Linked DNA regions of Homo sapiens: all the other regions are linked to region 1. Evidence: read pairs that join two places in POLR2A ChIA-PET (ENCODE). Cell type or tissue: K562. All regions are shown on one strand.

What was found. Peaks named below come from ENCODE experiments on the same cell type or tissue, not always from the same donor. Only the 100,000 strongest peaks of a DNase experiment are listed, where the experiment ranks them.
Region 2: POLR2A ChIA-PET joins it to region 1 with 5 read pairs; 2 of 35 experiments call an interaction of 5 or more read pairs at or near these places.
Region 3: POLR2A ChIA-PET joins it to region 1 with 5 read pairs; 4 of 35 experiments call an interaction of 5 or more read pairs at or near these places.

What each region holds. Positions count from the first base shown.
Region 1 is chr4:40,236,875-40,241,874 of GRCh38, forward strand. All of the region lies in intron 1 of RHOH (ras homolog family member H), which reads left to right. Among named protein-coding and RNA genes, the nearest start is that of RHOH, 42 kb to the left of the region's middle. RefSeq lists an enhancer at 1,293-2,284. In K562, no CTCF peak of the experiment used is centred here; DNase peaks (open chromatin) are centred at 1,447, 2,167 and 2,473; H3K4me3 peaks cover 1,186 bases.
Region 2 is chr4:40,132,311-40,137,310 of GRCh38, forward strand. N4BP2 (NEDD4 binding protein 2) reads left to right here. Exons shown (of 18, transcript NM_018177.6): 14 at 4,634-4,772. Among named protein-coding and RNA genes, the nearest start is that of RHOH, 62 kb to the right of the region's middle. In K562, no CTCF peak of the experiment used is centred here; a DNase peak (open chromatin) is centred at 2,111.
Region 3 is chr4:40,432,830-40,437,829 of GRCh38, forward strand. RBM47 (RNA binding motif protein 47) reads right to left here. Exons shown (of 7, transcript NM_001098634.2): 4 at 4,942-5,000; 5 at 3,612-3,818; 6 at 1-33. Among named protein-coding and RNA genes, the nearest start is that of RBM47-AS1, 9.2 kb to the left of the region's middle. RefSeq lists an enhancer at 890-1,159. In K562, no CTCF peak of the experiment used is centred here; no DNase peak of the experiment used is centred here.

The DNA of each region.
Region 1 (5,000 bases):
TATGGTGAAATACGGAACTAACCCAAAGACAGTGAGGAATAGGTGTGCAGTTAGGAATTGTCGAAACCGTGGAAATCTATTTAGCTGAAATCTAGCCAGTGTGTAGACAATGTTGAAATTTTAAAAAGCTTAAATCTGAAAAATATTTAGAAGATATATACAAGTGTCTATTTGTTAGATAGTGAAAACTAGTAAGGTTTTGGAGTGAAAAAGTTTAGAGATGGTTACACCTTTTTTTTCTAAAGTTGCTTAAGGTTTTTGGAATTGCTTCCCTTTCCCCACAAGAACAAAGCACTGGCCGGGTAAGGTGGCTCACGCCTGTAATCCCGGCACTTTGGGAGGCCGAGGTGGGTGGATCACCTGAGGTCAGGCGTTCAAGACCATCCTGGCCAACATGGCAAAACCCCTTCTCTACTAAAAAATACAAAAAAATAGCCGGTCATGGTGATGGATGCCTGTAGTCCCAGCTACTCAGGAGACTGAGGCAGGAGAATCACTTGAACCCGGGAGGTGGAGGCGGCAGTGAGCCAATATCGTGCCACTGCATACAAGCCTGGGGGACAGAGTGAGACTCCGTCTCAAAAAAAAAAAAAAAAGAACAAAGCACTCAGCCCCACTTCCCAGCTGGGGAGCCCCATGGCCTCATCCATCCTGAGAAAGGCCTGCTTTTGCTGTGATGTCCCTGCTAGGCTATGAAGGGGCTATTGAAGGTGCTGGCTAGAGATGGGTTGCTGAGGAGCATGGTGACTTCCTGGCCATTTAATTGTGTTAGATTCATGGTGGAATCAATTTTCTTAGTGAATGAATCAGCTGCTACCAGCACAGGTCCTTTGTCCAAAGCTCCTTGAGGAGGATGACATTTAGATGTATTCTCTGTAATTGATAGGCCATCCCCAACTGGCGATGGACTCATATTTTTAAAAAAAGACAGCTGAGGATTCCATCAGCATTTTGAAGTAAGCTACCTCCACCAAAGCCCAGCTAACTTCAAACCTGCAATAATAACAATCGGTTAATAATAGTCATAATTTCACTTTAGCTCTATATTATGATGTATTGTTCTAAAAAGACTTTCTCGCAAAACCAAGAAGAGAGCATTTCCAAATGTACAAAGTATTGTAAAAGTACAAACGGAAATTATTTCTGTATTGTTATCATTTCCACCTGATCCGTATGAGCTCACAGTGAAGAGGGCAGGGCAAATCTGATTCCATTTTACAACTGAGAAGACGAGCCATTTCATCAGAGTGGTGGTTTCCATGTCAAATGTACATAGAGGTATTTTGGGAACACAGCAGGGGGCATCTGATCTGGCGGGGGCATCTGATCTGGCGGGGGCATCTGATCTGGCAGCGGCTGGGGAGCACTGGTGGTCAAGGAAGGCTTTCCAGAAGGAGTGGGAGTTGGGGGCTGAGTGAAGAGCAGGTCTTTCCAGCCAATAGGATGGCACAGAGCGAGCCTGTGGAGGGCGTCAGGTGGAGAATTGGTGTCTGTTAGCATGGCCGTTAGAATTGAGGCCAAAAGGAAACCAGGATTTCCTACTGAACAGCCCTCAGTTCTCCGGAGGAGGAAATGGGTTAGGATGTCTCTTCCCCTAATCCCTCACTTGTGTCTATCTTGGTCTCTTTGCCAGAGTGGGCAGAAGGGCCCAACTCTGTTGCTTTTGCAACGTGAAGCCTCCCTTCCCTCCTCTGTCTCTGTGCGTGTGAACCCTGGAGGCCTGTTGAGGGACCCTTTTCTATGAAAATGGTAGAAAGAGGAAAAAGGGCAAGAGCATCAAATTATGGAGACCCCGGAGGCTCTGGAGGTGAAGGCTCATTAATTCTATCTGATTCAAAGCCTGAGAAGAACGGCCTGGAGGGCCACTCAGTGTCATCACCCATGACGCTCTCGTAACTCTTCCGTACGAAGAGACATACTTGGGCCACTCTTGCCAGTTAGCCACTTGGGAAATACCACGGAAGACTCACTTTTTTTCACCCAGAAGCCCTTTTAGGGAGAATTTCTTTAGGAGAAATTCCGCTGAATTCAAGCCCATCAGACTCACATGCTGATGATGTAACCCGCGGCAGCTCACTCCTGGACACATGTGACCCATTCTGAAGATTATCTGTCATGTCCTTATAGGGTATGGCTCTGCCTTGGACTGCAGCTCCTCCCCTACCTCCCCTCCTCCCACAGCTCCATATTTAGGCATCTGCCAAGGCTCCTCCCCTCCTCAAGGCTTATCATCCATCTTTACTGCCGCACAATGATGCGGTGGTTTGTTTTCGTATTCACTGCAGCAGGTAATAAATGTTCCTACTTTGGCTTCAGTTTTAATAAAACTATCAGAAACTGCTTTACAGTTTGGGAAACTGAGGCCCTGAAAGCTGACTTGATGGGCCACTTGGGGTCAGAACTGGCTGGCACATGAGGGTCACTTGATTGAACAGAGACTTTTTCTCCTTTCTGACTCTCTAGGTAGCAAAGCTTAGACAGGAGTCTCTCTCTTTCTTTCTCTTTTTGTAGCCATGTCTGGGTATGAGACACACAGAACACCCTTTGCTGGAGAAACCTCTTTTGTGCTACTTTAAATTCCCTACTTAGAGTTAATAACTGTTTATCATTATATTTAGTAATTGTTATTTGAGAATGTTATTAATAGGGACTACTTACTGTGTGTTTACTATGTACATACAATGTGTTTATATTATGCACCTGCTAAGAATTTTGCACTCTAGGCCAGGCACAGTGGCTCACGCCTGTAATCCCAGCACTTTGGGAGGCCAAGGTGGGCAGATCACTTGAGCCCAGGAGTTTGAGAGCAGTCTGGCCAACATGGTGAAACCCCATCTCCACTAAAAATACAAAAATTAGCCAGGCGTGGTGGTGGTGCCTGTAATCCCAGCTACTCGGGAGGTTGAGGCAGGAGAATCACTTGAACCCGGGAGTTGGAGGTTGCAGTGAGCTGAGATCACACCACTGCACTCCAGCCTGAGCAACAGAGCGAGACTCCGTCTCAAGAAAAAAAAAAAAAGAATTTTGCACTCTCAGCTCTAAGCACACTTAATACTCTCAACAACCTGTGATACAGATATAATATTATTACATTGATTTTACAGAGGAGGAAACTGAGGCTTAAGGAGGTTAAGAAAATCTTCCAAGTTCGTCACATAGGTAGTCGGTTGGGCAGCTCAGATTCAATGCCAGGTCCACCTGACTTTAAAGCCCATGACCTTAACAATTATGCCTTATTAATTTCCTTTTGCAGATATTCACTCAGGAAATTTGGCTTTAGCTCAGTCAGTTTATTGGAAAGTTTATTTAAATAACCAAAAGGGCTGAGTGTGGTGACTCATGCCTGTAATTCCAACACTTTGGGAGGCTGAGGCGAGAAGATCACTTGAGCCCAGGAGTTCGGGACCAGCCTCAGCAACATAGTGAGACCTTGTCTCTACACAAACTAAACAAAATTAGCTGATCTTGGTGGTGAGTGCTCATAGTCCTAGCTACTTGGGAGGCTGAGGTGGGAAGATCACTTGGGAGGTGGAGGCTGCAGTGAACCACCATTGTACTCTGTCTCCAGCATGGGAGATAGAGCAAGACTCTGTCTCAAAAAATAAATAAAGGTGGCCAGTGGCTGTGTGTGGTGACTCACGCCTGTAATCCCAGCACTTTGGGAGGCCAAGGCGGGTGGATCATTTGAGGTCAGGAGTTCAAGACCAACCTTGGCAACATGGTGAAACCCTGTCTGTACTAAAAATACAAAAATTAGCTGGGTATGATAGTGCATGCCTGTAGTCCCAGCTGCTCGGGAGGCTGAGGCATGAGAATTGCTTAAACCCAGGAGGCAGAGGTTGCAGTGAGCCGAGATCGAGCCACTGCACTCCAGCCTGGGCAACAGAGCAAAACTCCATTTCAAAAAAATAAAATTAAAATAAATAAATAAATAAATGTCCGAAGCATGTACATTTTTCCTAATTCTGGCCCTGCTACACTGGGGTCAAATAAAACTTAAGGCCAGGTGCAGTAGCTCATGCCTGTAATCCCAGCACTTTGGGAGGCTGAGGTGGGAGGACTGCTTGAGCTCAGGAGTTTGAGACCAGCCTGAACAATATAATGAGACCCCCACTCTATTTATAAAAAATAAGATAATTAAATTAAATTAAAAAAATAAAACATAGAAATGTCTTAAGAGGTCTTGGCTCTGGACTAAGTCACAAATGCATATATTTAAGTTGCCTCTTGGTCTAAGGATCTAAAGTTTAACGGAAGCCTATGGAGCCCTCAAGGAGTCCTTCCTCAAAGGTCTAGTCTCAAATGGGGTCCATGACCACGGTGTGTGACAGTAACCTGGTGTGAGTCTGGAGAAAGAGTCCAGGTAAACATTTGGCAAAGTGGTCCCTCCGCTATGGACATTCAGGATTTGGCATTTCAGATAGTAGTGAAATGGATAACTCGATGGCTTCCTATAATTCCCAGATGCCAGGTTTTGTGCTAAATCAGACTCTCCACATTCTGAATCCTTACAGTGATCACATGAGGAAAGTCCTTTTCTTATTTTCATTTTTATGAGAAAACCAAGGTTCAGAGAGGTTAAGTAATTTGGCCAAGGTCACCTGGCTTACATGTGTTTAAAAACATGAATATGTATCATGTGAATTATTTATATGGCTAACTCATTTGCAAAAGCTATTAGGTATAATTAAACAACAGGGACAGTGGGTTGACGAGGATAAAAATGTCTTGGCAGCCGGACGCGGTGGCTCACACCTGTAATCCCAACACTTTGGGAGGCTGAGGCAGGAGGATCCCTGAGGCCAGGAGTTCATGACCAGCCTGGGCAACATAGTGAGACTGTGTCTCTACAAAAAAAGCAATAAATTAGCCCGGTGTGGTGGCACACACATGTAGTCCCAGCTACTCGGGAGGCTGAGGTGGGAGGATCTCTTGAGCCCAGGAGGTCCAGGCTGCAGTGAGCTGTGATGACACCACTGCACTCCAGTCTGGGCGACAGA
Region 2 (5,000 bases), 100 kb before region 1:
TACCATTATTGTTTCTGAGTTTTATGTTTTATTTAGGGAGTCTGTTATGTCCTAATATTATAAAAATTTTTCTTTATTATTTTAAATGTCTACCTTTTTATGTATGTGGTATGAGGTAGAGATTTATAAATGAGCTAGAGATTTAACTTGTCTTTCCAAATGACTAACCAAATGAATGGATCATCTTTGCCCACTTATATAAAACATAACCAGTAATTCTACATCTCCAAATATATATTTTAAGGACTTTAATTCCATTGAGCTATTTGTTAGATCCTGAGTTGCCACCGTGTTGTTTTAATTATTGTAGTGTTATGTTAGGTATATCAGGAATGCTCTGGTTTGAAAAATACATACTTTTGATCATGTATTTTTCTTAAATTCTTCACAAGAGCTTGTTTTAAATAGGTACTTTTTGAGAATCTTTTGAGAATCTAATATAGATTTTGATCTTTAGTTTATTAATATATTTCATATCAATCACAATAATGGATTTCTGGAATAAAACCTACTTTACTTTCAGATTTTTTTTTTTTCCTTTAATGCAGGTAGGAATTGATTTACTAATTCATTGGTATTTTTACAATAGTAATGAAATGGTGTTGGTCTGTGATTTTTTTTTTTCTGTTCCTGGGCTATTTTTGTCAGATTTTGGTTTCAGTGTTTTATTTGGTGTCAGGCTTAATAAAATAAACTGGCAGCCCGCCATTTTTCCCTCTGCTGTGGAAAGTTTAAAGAACTTAGTACCTTGAAGGTTCTGGGCTTGTACCTTCTCAGAGAGAGAATCTTGGTTTATTGGTCAAAGTCTATTTTATGCTGTCTTATCATTTATTTTTTACTGATATCTTTCTCTTAAAATTTGTTAGTATATTTTCAACTCTGGTTAGTTTATTTCCTTTCAGTCTTTAATAACATACATTTAAGGTATGAATTTTTCTCTATATGTTTTGATTTTGATACATATTTTAATTTTCATTATTTTCTAAATCTCAAATTTTAGTTTGATTTTCTGTTTACCCTGGAATTTCTTTCTCCTTTTTTTTGAAACAGAGTCTCACTTTGTCTCCCAGGCTGGAGTGCAGTGGCACCATCGTGGCTCACTGCAGCCTCCGCCTCCCGGGTTCAAGTGATTCTCCTGCCTCAGCCTCCTAAGTAGCAGGGATTACAGGCGCACACCACTACGCCTGGCTAATTTTTGTATTTTTAGTAGAGACAAGGTTTCACTATGTTGGCCAGGCTGGTCTCGAACTCCTGACCTCAGCTGATCCACCCACCTTGGCCTCCCAAAGTGCTGGGATTACAGGCGTGAGCCACCTCCCCTGGCCAATTTTTAAGGCATATAAAAACATGAGTGAATTTTATGTTTAGACTTGGACCCCATTCCCAAGATACCTCATTATGTATATACAGATATTCCAAAATTTGGAAAGATCTGAAATCTCAGCCACTTCTGATTCCAAGTGTTTCAGATGAGGAGTAGTCAACATATACTTTTTTGTGTGTGTGTGTTTGTGTGAGACAGGATCTTGCTGTTGCCCAGGCTGGAGTGCAGTGGCACGATCTTGGCTCATTGCAGCCTTGACCTCCTAAGCTCAAGTGATCCTCCCACCTCTGCCTCCCAAGTAGCTGGGACTATAGACACGTGCCACCACGCCTGGCTAGTTTTTGTATATTTTTTGTAGAGATGGAGTTTCACCATGTTGCCCAGGCTGGTCTTGAACTCCTGAGCTCAAGGGATTCTTCCCCTATTGGCCTCCCAAAGTTCTGGGATTACAGGTGTGAACCACCGTGCCCAGCCCAGTCTGTACTTAAGAATATTTATTCTCTGCTGAGTGTGCAGAGTTCTAAATATGTCACCTAAATCAAATCTTTAAAAGTAGTATTCCAATCCCTAATTTTCTTATTTATTTTTGCTACCTAACTTGCTATTTTCTGAGAGTTTTGTGTTAAAATCTCCCAGATGCCAGAGGTTGATGCTAGCATATGGCCACTCCTGTTCTATGAGTACCTAGAGCAAGAGGCCTGAGGTGAAATAGCTCAGAGTTGTGCTTCCCCAGGCAAAGGAGGGGGCTGGGTGTGTCCTTCTGGGGATGGTCAGTGATTGGTCAGCCAGGGCCCTCATGTTAGGTGGCTGATTGCCTCCATTTGTCTGCCAACGGCTGGCTGATTCTCTCAGCTAGCAGTAGGTTCAGCTTCATCCTGGTAAGAAGGGTAGGTGAGCTCAGTTACTACAGTATGTGCTTGAGGTGTAATCTTCTAGGGCTGTTTGCCTCAAACAACATCAGGGCTGGAGACTGACTTCCAGCAGGTGAGTGATTTTAAGGCCTAGAAAGGATGTGGATAATTGTTGGTAGCATCCAGCCCCTAATACTGATATCCTTTGTGTTGAGCATATCTGAGGCAGCAAGATGAGAGGGGAAGTGGAACTGGTAGTTGCACATGGCTTCCTTTCAAGGGTTGTCTTTAATAAATTGAAGAATAGCAAAATACCACATTATTTTGGATAATTAGTTTACCAAATTTCTTTCCCTTTTGCTTTCTTGCTTCTTTCTTTCTTTCTCTCTTTCTTCCTTCCTCCCTTCCTTCCTTCCTTTCTCTCTCTCTCTCTCTCTTTCTTTCTTTTTTATTTTATTTTATTTTATTTTTTATTATTATACTTTAAGTTTTAGGGTACATGTGCACAATGTGCAGGTTAGTTACATATGTATACATGTGACATGCTGGTGTGCTGCACCCACTAACTTGTCATCTAGCATTAGGTATATCTCCCAATGCTATCCCTCCCCCCTCCCCCCACCCCACAAGAGTCCCCAGAGTGTGATGTTCCCCTTCCTGTGTCCATGTGTTCTTATTGTTCAATTCCCACCTATGAGTGAGAATATACGGTGTTTGGTTTTTTGTTCTTGCGATAGTTTACTGAGAATGATGATTTCCAATTTCATCCATGTCCCTACAAAGGACATGAACTCATCATTTTTGATGGCTGCATAGTATTCCATGGTGTATATGTGCCACATTTTCTTAATCCAGTCTATCATTGTTGGACATTTGGGTTGGTTCCAAGTCTTTGCTATTGTGAATAGTGCTGCAATAAACATACGTGTGCATGTGTCTTTATAGCAGCATGATTTATAGTCCTTTGGGTATATACCCAGTAATGGGATGGCTGGGTCAAATGGTATTCCTAGTTCTAGATCCCTGAGGAATCGCCACACTGACTTCCACAGTGGTTGAACTAGTTTACAGTCTTTCTTTCTTTCTTTTCTTTCTTTCACAGAGTTTGCTCTTGTTGTTCAGGCTGGAGTGCAGTGGCACCATCTCGGCTCACTGCAACCTCTGCCTCCTGAGTTCAGGCAATTCTCCTGTCTCAGCCTCCCAAGTAGTTGGGATTACAGGCGCCCGCCACCATGCCCGGCTAATTTATTTTTGTATTTTTAGTAGAGACAGGGTTTCACCATGTTGGCCAGGCTGATCTTGAACTCCTGACCTCAGGTGATCCACCTGCCTCGGCCTCCCAAAGTGTTGGGATTACAGGCGTGAGCCACCATGTCTGCCTAGTTAACCAGATTTCAAAAAATATTCGTATATGGTCAGTTCCTCAGTATCTGGCCAATGGAAGAGGTGAGAGACATAAATAGTGTGAAATACTGAGCAGCATATAATTTTTTTGAATGATTTTCTTTAGATATTGGAACGTGAGTGTGTCAGACATTTGTTGATTTGTAGAATTTCATTCTACAGATAATATAGTATCACCGTCAAGATATGACTGAATAATGCAGGGATGAGAGGTAGGGTAGTGCTTAAGTTTTTCTTTTCTGTATCCCTGCTTAGAATTTGACTAAAATCCCATGGTAAAAGTAAATGTAGAATTTGACACAATAAAAATGTCAGCTTAAAGGTCTATTGTCTGTGTTTGATGTTTGAAGGAAACCACATATAAATCCAACAAAGGATTTAAGAAGAATAGGTGATAAAATGAAAGAAAGATTTGTTATGGCTAATCTGCCTGGTATAAAGGATTAGAAATTGAATCTATCTATCTATCTATCTATCTATCTATCTATCTATCTATCTATCTATCTTTTTTTTGAGACAAAGTCTTGCTCTGTCGCCCAGGCTGGAGTGCAGTAGCACCATCTCAGCCCACTGCAACCTCTGCCTTCCGGGTTCAAGCGATTCTCGTGCCTCTCAGCCTCCCGAGTAGCTGGGATTACAGGCGCGCGTCACCACACCCAGCTAATTTTTGGGTTTTTTGTAGAGACGGGGTTTCACCATGTTGGCCAGGCTAGTCTCTTAACTCCTGACCTCAAGTGATCCACCCGCCTCGGCCCCCCGAAGTGCTGGGATTACAGGCGTGAGCTACTGTGCCTGGCTGAATTACCAATATACTATCTTTTGGCATTCATTTTTTGAAAATTAGCTTTTGAGAACCTATTATTTGATAGTTTCCTTCTGATTATTCTTGATTTTTTTTTGAGATACACCATGAGCATTTAATTTCAAGGTTGAAAACTTAAAAGTAAGCCAGTTTTTCATATTCTTGTAAGATGTTTGAAGATTGCTTGTGTTAATGTCCCACACAACTTATTTTCATTTATTGACATTATGTTTCTACTTAAATTTTCTACAGCTATTCATTAGAACACACAGTGCAATTTCTTAACTGTGTTCTTGAAGGGGACCCTGTAAAAACAGTTGTAGCCCAAGAGTTTGTTCACCAAAATGAGAATGTCACATCTCATACTGGCCAGAAGTCTAAAGAGAAAAAGGTATGGAGTTACTAATTTTTTTTCTACAAGGGTAGATAATTGCATATAAAAATATAATTGGTTCATTGAGTATAATAATTTAATGATTATTTCTCACCATTTTGACTAGACTGGAAATTTAACCACCAATGGCATATTTGGCTTATAATATCTGTGCACTCAAAATAATGAATTTATAGCTGATTTTTTCCTTCGTGTGCATGATAAACAGGCACTTGAATTTCTGCA
Region 3 (5,000 bases), 200 kb after region 1:
TGGAATACTGAGCCCCAATGGCAGGGATGGCTACTGCAAGAGAAGCAAGAAGGAAAAACAGGTCAATCACTTTCAGTCGCTGAGTGGGGTCCAGCACTTGCTCTAAGATATTTTTTATTTTTATTTTTTTAAAAACTTTTCTTTTTTTTGAGACAGGGTCTCACTCTGTGGCCCAGGCTGGAATGCAGTGGTGCGATCAAGGCTCACTGCAGCCTCAATCTCTTGGCCTCAAGAGATCCTCCCACCTCAGCCTCCTGAGTAGCTGGGACTACAGGTACAGGCCACCTTGCCCAGCTTTTTGTTTTTGCTGTTGTAGAGACAGGGTTTCGCCACGTTGCCCAGGCTGGTCTTGAACTCCTGAGCTCAAGCGATCCAACTGCCTTGGCCTCCCAAAGTGCTGGGATTACAGGTGTGAGCCACCGCGCCCAGCCTAAGATATTTTTTAAAACCACGTTTAGAGGTCCTGGGCCTCTCCATGCTCACTATTGTTCTCTCAGTACAAGCCATGTACCCAGATGCCTGCTCCCTAGAGGAAGGGATGGGTGGTGGCAGGTAACTCCCCCTGCCTGTTGTGGAAGAGACCCCTAGAGTAAGGCTTTTGCACCAATATTTTCTACTATTTCTACAGAAAAATCACAGTTTGAATGTTATTCTTGATGTCCTACTGAGCAAGAAAGGGCCTCTGACTATGGGAAAACAGGCTTAGACGAAGAAGTGAGATCAGAGGCTTGAAGCCTACTGCCTGTGAGAGTTGGGCCTGCCTGTTCCTTCCTACTCACCTCACTCATTACCAGCCGCACTGCCTTTTTTTCACTTTCACCACTATTTAAGAAACAGGTGCTGTTGAGGGTTTCATTCTGAGAACTCAGACCTGTGTACATCCTCCCCACCCTGTATTTCAGATTTCAACATTACCGATTCAAGGAAAAACACATGGTAAAAAAAAATAGCACATTCCCCAGTTTCCTCATGCCCACGCAAAGTAGTGAAGATGTGGAGTGATTGGCTTTTAGTGGGACCTCCCAATTCAAAGAATTTCTGCAAGTAAAGTCCAAAATTATGATTTCAACCAGAGATTCAAACAGCAGCTATTGAATGTCAAGGTACAGTAAGAAGAGATCAAAAGGAAAAGATATCAGCCCTTTTGTGTGAGTGTGTGTGTGTGGGGCGGGGGTGTGTGTGTGTGTGTGTGTGTGTGTGTGTGTGTGTGTTGAAAGGACAAACAAAAATATGAAATGTGTACACAAAGAATCTTTCTATTTCTGGTTTTCTCCAACTGTAGGTACATTTATTCTAAATAGGACAGACTCAATCAAAGGTAAAGAGACAAATGATTGTAAGCTAAACAATGGTACAGCCATTCGATAAAATATACCTAAAACCTTAATCAAATCTTTTACCTGCCTTTCCAACCATATCTTCCACTGGTCTTGTGCCCAGATACTTCACCACCACCCTGGTGCCTCTCCTAAAATACAATGTTCTCATTTTCTGGATGATCAGAAATAGACGCCAATCGATGGGGCCCAGAGAGGGTTGTGAGTTTAAGCTACAAGGGGTTGTATGAAGTAAATGAATTGTTCTGGCTATCAGCCCACAGGAATTTCTACCTCAGGCTCCAGGACACAACTTTACATAGTTAAAGATTATTTAACAGTTCTTTTCTCTTGTTAAACCTTAAGCTACCGTAACTTGCCAAAGGGAGTTCCCTTCTCAACAAGTAGAAGCGACGACTCCCATATCCAGGCTCTATTTTATTAAGTTACAGAGCTGTGGGATCAGTTTTACTTTGCCCACAGTGCCAATGACATTTAAAAGGCAATCTAGTCTAAGGAGTCACTTAACTGCAGAAATTGCAGAATTTTTACACAGGCAAAAAAAAAAAAAAAAAAAAAAAAATCATTACTAGAATCATCAAAAGAAAGTTCAATTGGGGAAATGCTTTTTAACTCTATGAGGCCAATGTGTACCTATGTCCCAAATGCACAGATTCCTTGACTCTATTTTAGCTAGGGAGAGAAGTGTACAATCTCAACCAGAAGAAAATCAGAGTAGCTGGGCTCCAAACAGTTCTTCAACTTCCTCCTGCTGAAGCCAGGAGGGGTCTGGAGGAGGGTCGTGCCAATTACCCACGGACTGAGCTTTCCATGTGTTTGGATGCTTCTGCAGGGTGCTACGTGAGTTTGTGATAGACTCACACAATGGAGTTAATGTTTTTTGCAGGTTCGGATCAGAAGACCGGCCTCACATTAGATGGTCATGGGCACTAATGACATTAATAAACAGGTTTGTAGGGCCTGGAGGTGAAGGCTAAGTTCAGGGTCCCTGGCTTGAAATACTTGAGCATCCCTACTCCCAATCTACTGATCCAACTAGAGGAGGAAATGAGTGCTGGAAATGAGAAACCAGGGAATTAGCTGCAAAAATTTTCAGCAAAGGCCAGGTGCAGTGGCTCATGCCTGTAATCCCAGCACTTTGGGAGGCTCAGGCGGGTGGCTCACTTGAGGTCAGGAGTTCGAGAACAGCCTGGGCAATGTGGTGAAACCCCATCTCTACTAAATATACAAAAATTAGCCAGGCATGGTGGTGCGCGCCTGTAGTTCCAGCTACTCGGGAGGTTGAGGCAGGAGAATCGCTTAACCCGGGAGGTGGAGGTTGCAGTGTGCCGAGATCATGCCACTGCACTCCAGCCCGGGTGACACAGCAAGACTCCATCTCAAACAACAACAAAACTTTCACCACTGCCTTGTCCTCAAGCATTCTTATTTGCTCAGACCATGACAAGGGACAAAAGGTGCTGCTTACTCCTGAAGGGGAATTTTCTGCCCTTCCAAACAACTCTCAGAATGGGGCAATAAGCTCTACCCTCCGACTTCAGATGGTCGGGGCAGAAATAGGCCTGAGTAAGGAAAAGACAGGTTTTACCTGATAGAAGATACAGAGAGCCTCATGTTCTTCCTTTCTTCCCCCTACAACTCTCCTTACTTAGCCACAGACTGAGACAAAACCTAACAATGGGTGACAGCCCTTTGAAAACCTTACTGCATGGCCAGGCGCAGTGGCTCACTCCTCTAATCCCAGCACTTTGGGAGGCCGAGACGGGTGGATCATAAGGTCAGGAGATCGAGACCATCCTGGCTAACACGGTGAAACCCCATCTCTACTAAAAATACAAAAAAAAAAAAAAAAAAAATTAGCCGGGCATGGTGGTGGGCACCTGTAGTCCCAGCTATTCTGGAGGCTGAGATAGGAGAATGGTGTGCACCCAGGAGGCAGAGCTTGCAGTGAGCCAAGATCATGCCACTGCACTCCAGCCTGGGCGACAGAGCGAGACTCTGTCTCAAAAAAAAAAAAAAACAAACAAACAAACAAACAAAAAAAAACCTTACTCAGGCAAGTTTGATTTGAACATAGTCAAAGCTACACCATCCCCTGAAGTTCTAGATAAGGAGGTCCAGGGGGTCACTTTATTTTTGCCTTGTCTCTAGCTGCCTAGGAGAAGAGGAACCCCTGTGCAGATGTGAGAGCCTGAAAAACGCTTGGATTCACTTCAAACAGAAGGGCTGGGGTTTATGCTGAATGGGAGCATTCTCAATCTGCTTCATACTGACCTGTACCAGGTTTAATGGCAACTGGGTTGACGGTAGGGATTTCCAAATTCGGCACCAGTTCATATCCTTTTTCTTGCTGCTTTCCTTTCCCTTCATGATATCGGCTATATATACCACGACCAGCAGAATATCCCCCGAGGTAGGAACCCCTAGGCCCTGGGGCTCTGTTGCCAGCTGCACCTCGCCCTCGGCCTCTTATGCTGCCTGCTTGTAATAACAACACAAAAGATGATCAGCAACCAACAGTGACGGTGCTGGAGGCAGACCTCAGCCCTCGGTTCTCGGCATTTAACTGCCCCAGTCTTAATTGCAGGTGGCTACACCTTTGCTCTTTAATAGGCTGGTAAAGATGCTTCCAACATTCTATTTCAGCCTAGATTTGCATCCTAAGCATGTCTTCTTAGTACAAGAGGCAAACTTGCAGGGTGAGTTTCTAGGATTGTATCTGCAATTTCAGTAAAGAAAAACATTCATAGACTACCCACCACCCCCTCCCCCCCGCCAAAAAAAAAACTGTGGCCAGGTGTGGTGTCTTATGCCTGTAATCCCAGCACTTTGGGAGGCTGAGGCGAGAGGATGGCTTGAGCCCAGGGGTTCAAGACCAGCCTGGGGAGCATGGTGAGACCCTGTCTCAAAAAAAAAAAAAAAAAATATATATATATATATATATAAAATACATATATATATATATAAAATACATATATATATATAAAATACATATATATATATATAATACATATATATATACTATTAAATAATTTTTTTTAAAGTTAGCTTTGGAAGGGGATTTGCTGGTCCACCTTCCTCATTTCATGCTTGAGAAAACAGGCCAGGGGAGATTAAAGTGACTAACTAAAGTCACAGACCCAGTTAATCAGAGAACAGGACCCAGAACCTATGTATCTTATTTTCCAGGTTATGCTGGGTGTCATTATATCCTAATCAGTGATAACAAAAAACAAAATTAAAAATCACGGACTCCACCAACATCTTAAGATTTAATATCACAAGCAGGTTTTAACGTAAGCACCAAGAGAATGGTGGACTAGCCCCTAACCCGGTGGACCTCGGCAAGGAAGAATTCCAGCACTTGCATATTCCTGTGATTTTACCGCTCACCCCAGAACGATCTGTATTTCTATCAGTGCTGCATAAGTGACGGCCTTCGGTGCCAGGAAAGAATTAGACCCAGAATGCAAACCCAAAACGGGGGTGGGAGGGCCTTCAGCACCTACCAGCTCAGCAAATGCCAGCCACGGTATCCCTGGTGCCCCCTGCCTAGGAGGCAACGTTCTTGGGGGCCCCACCCAGGAGAAGAGCCCCCACTAACCTTTCACAAAGTAGTCCCTGTTGGGCCCAATGAGCGCGTTGTAGGGGTAGCCGTAGTAG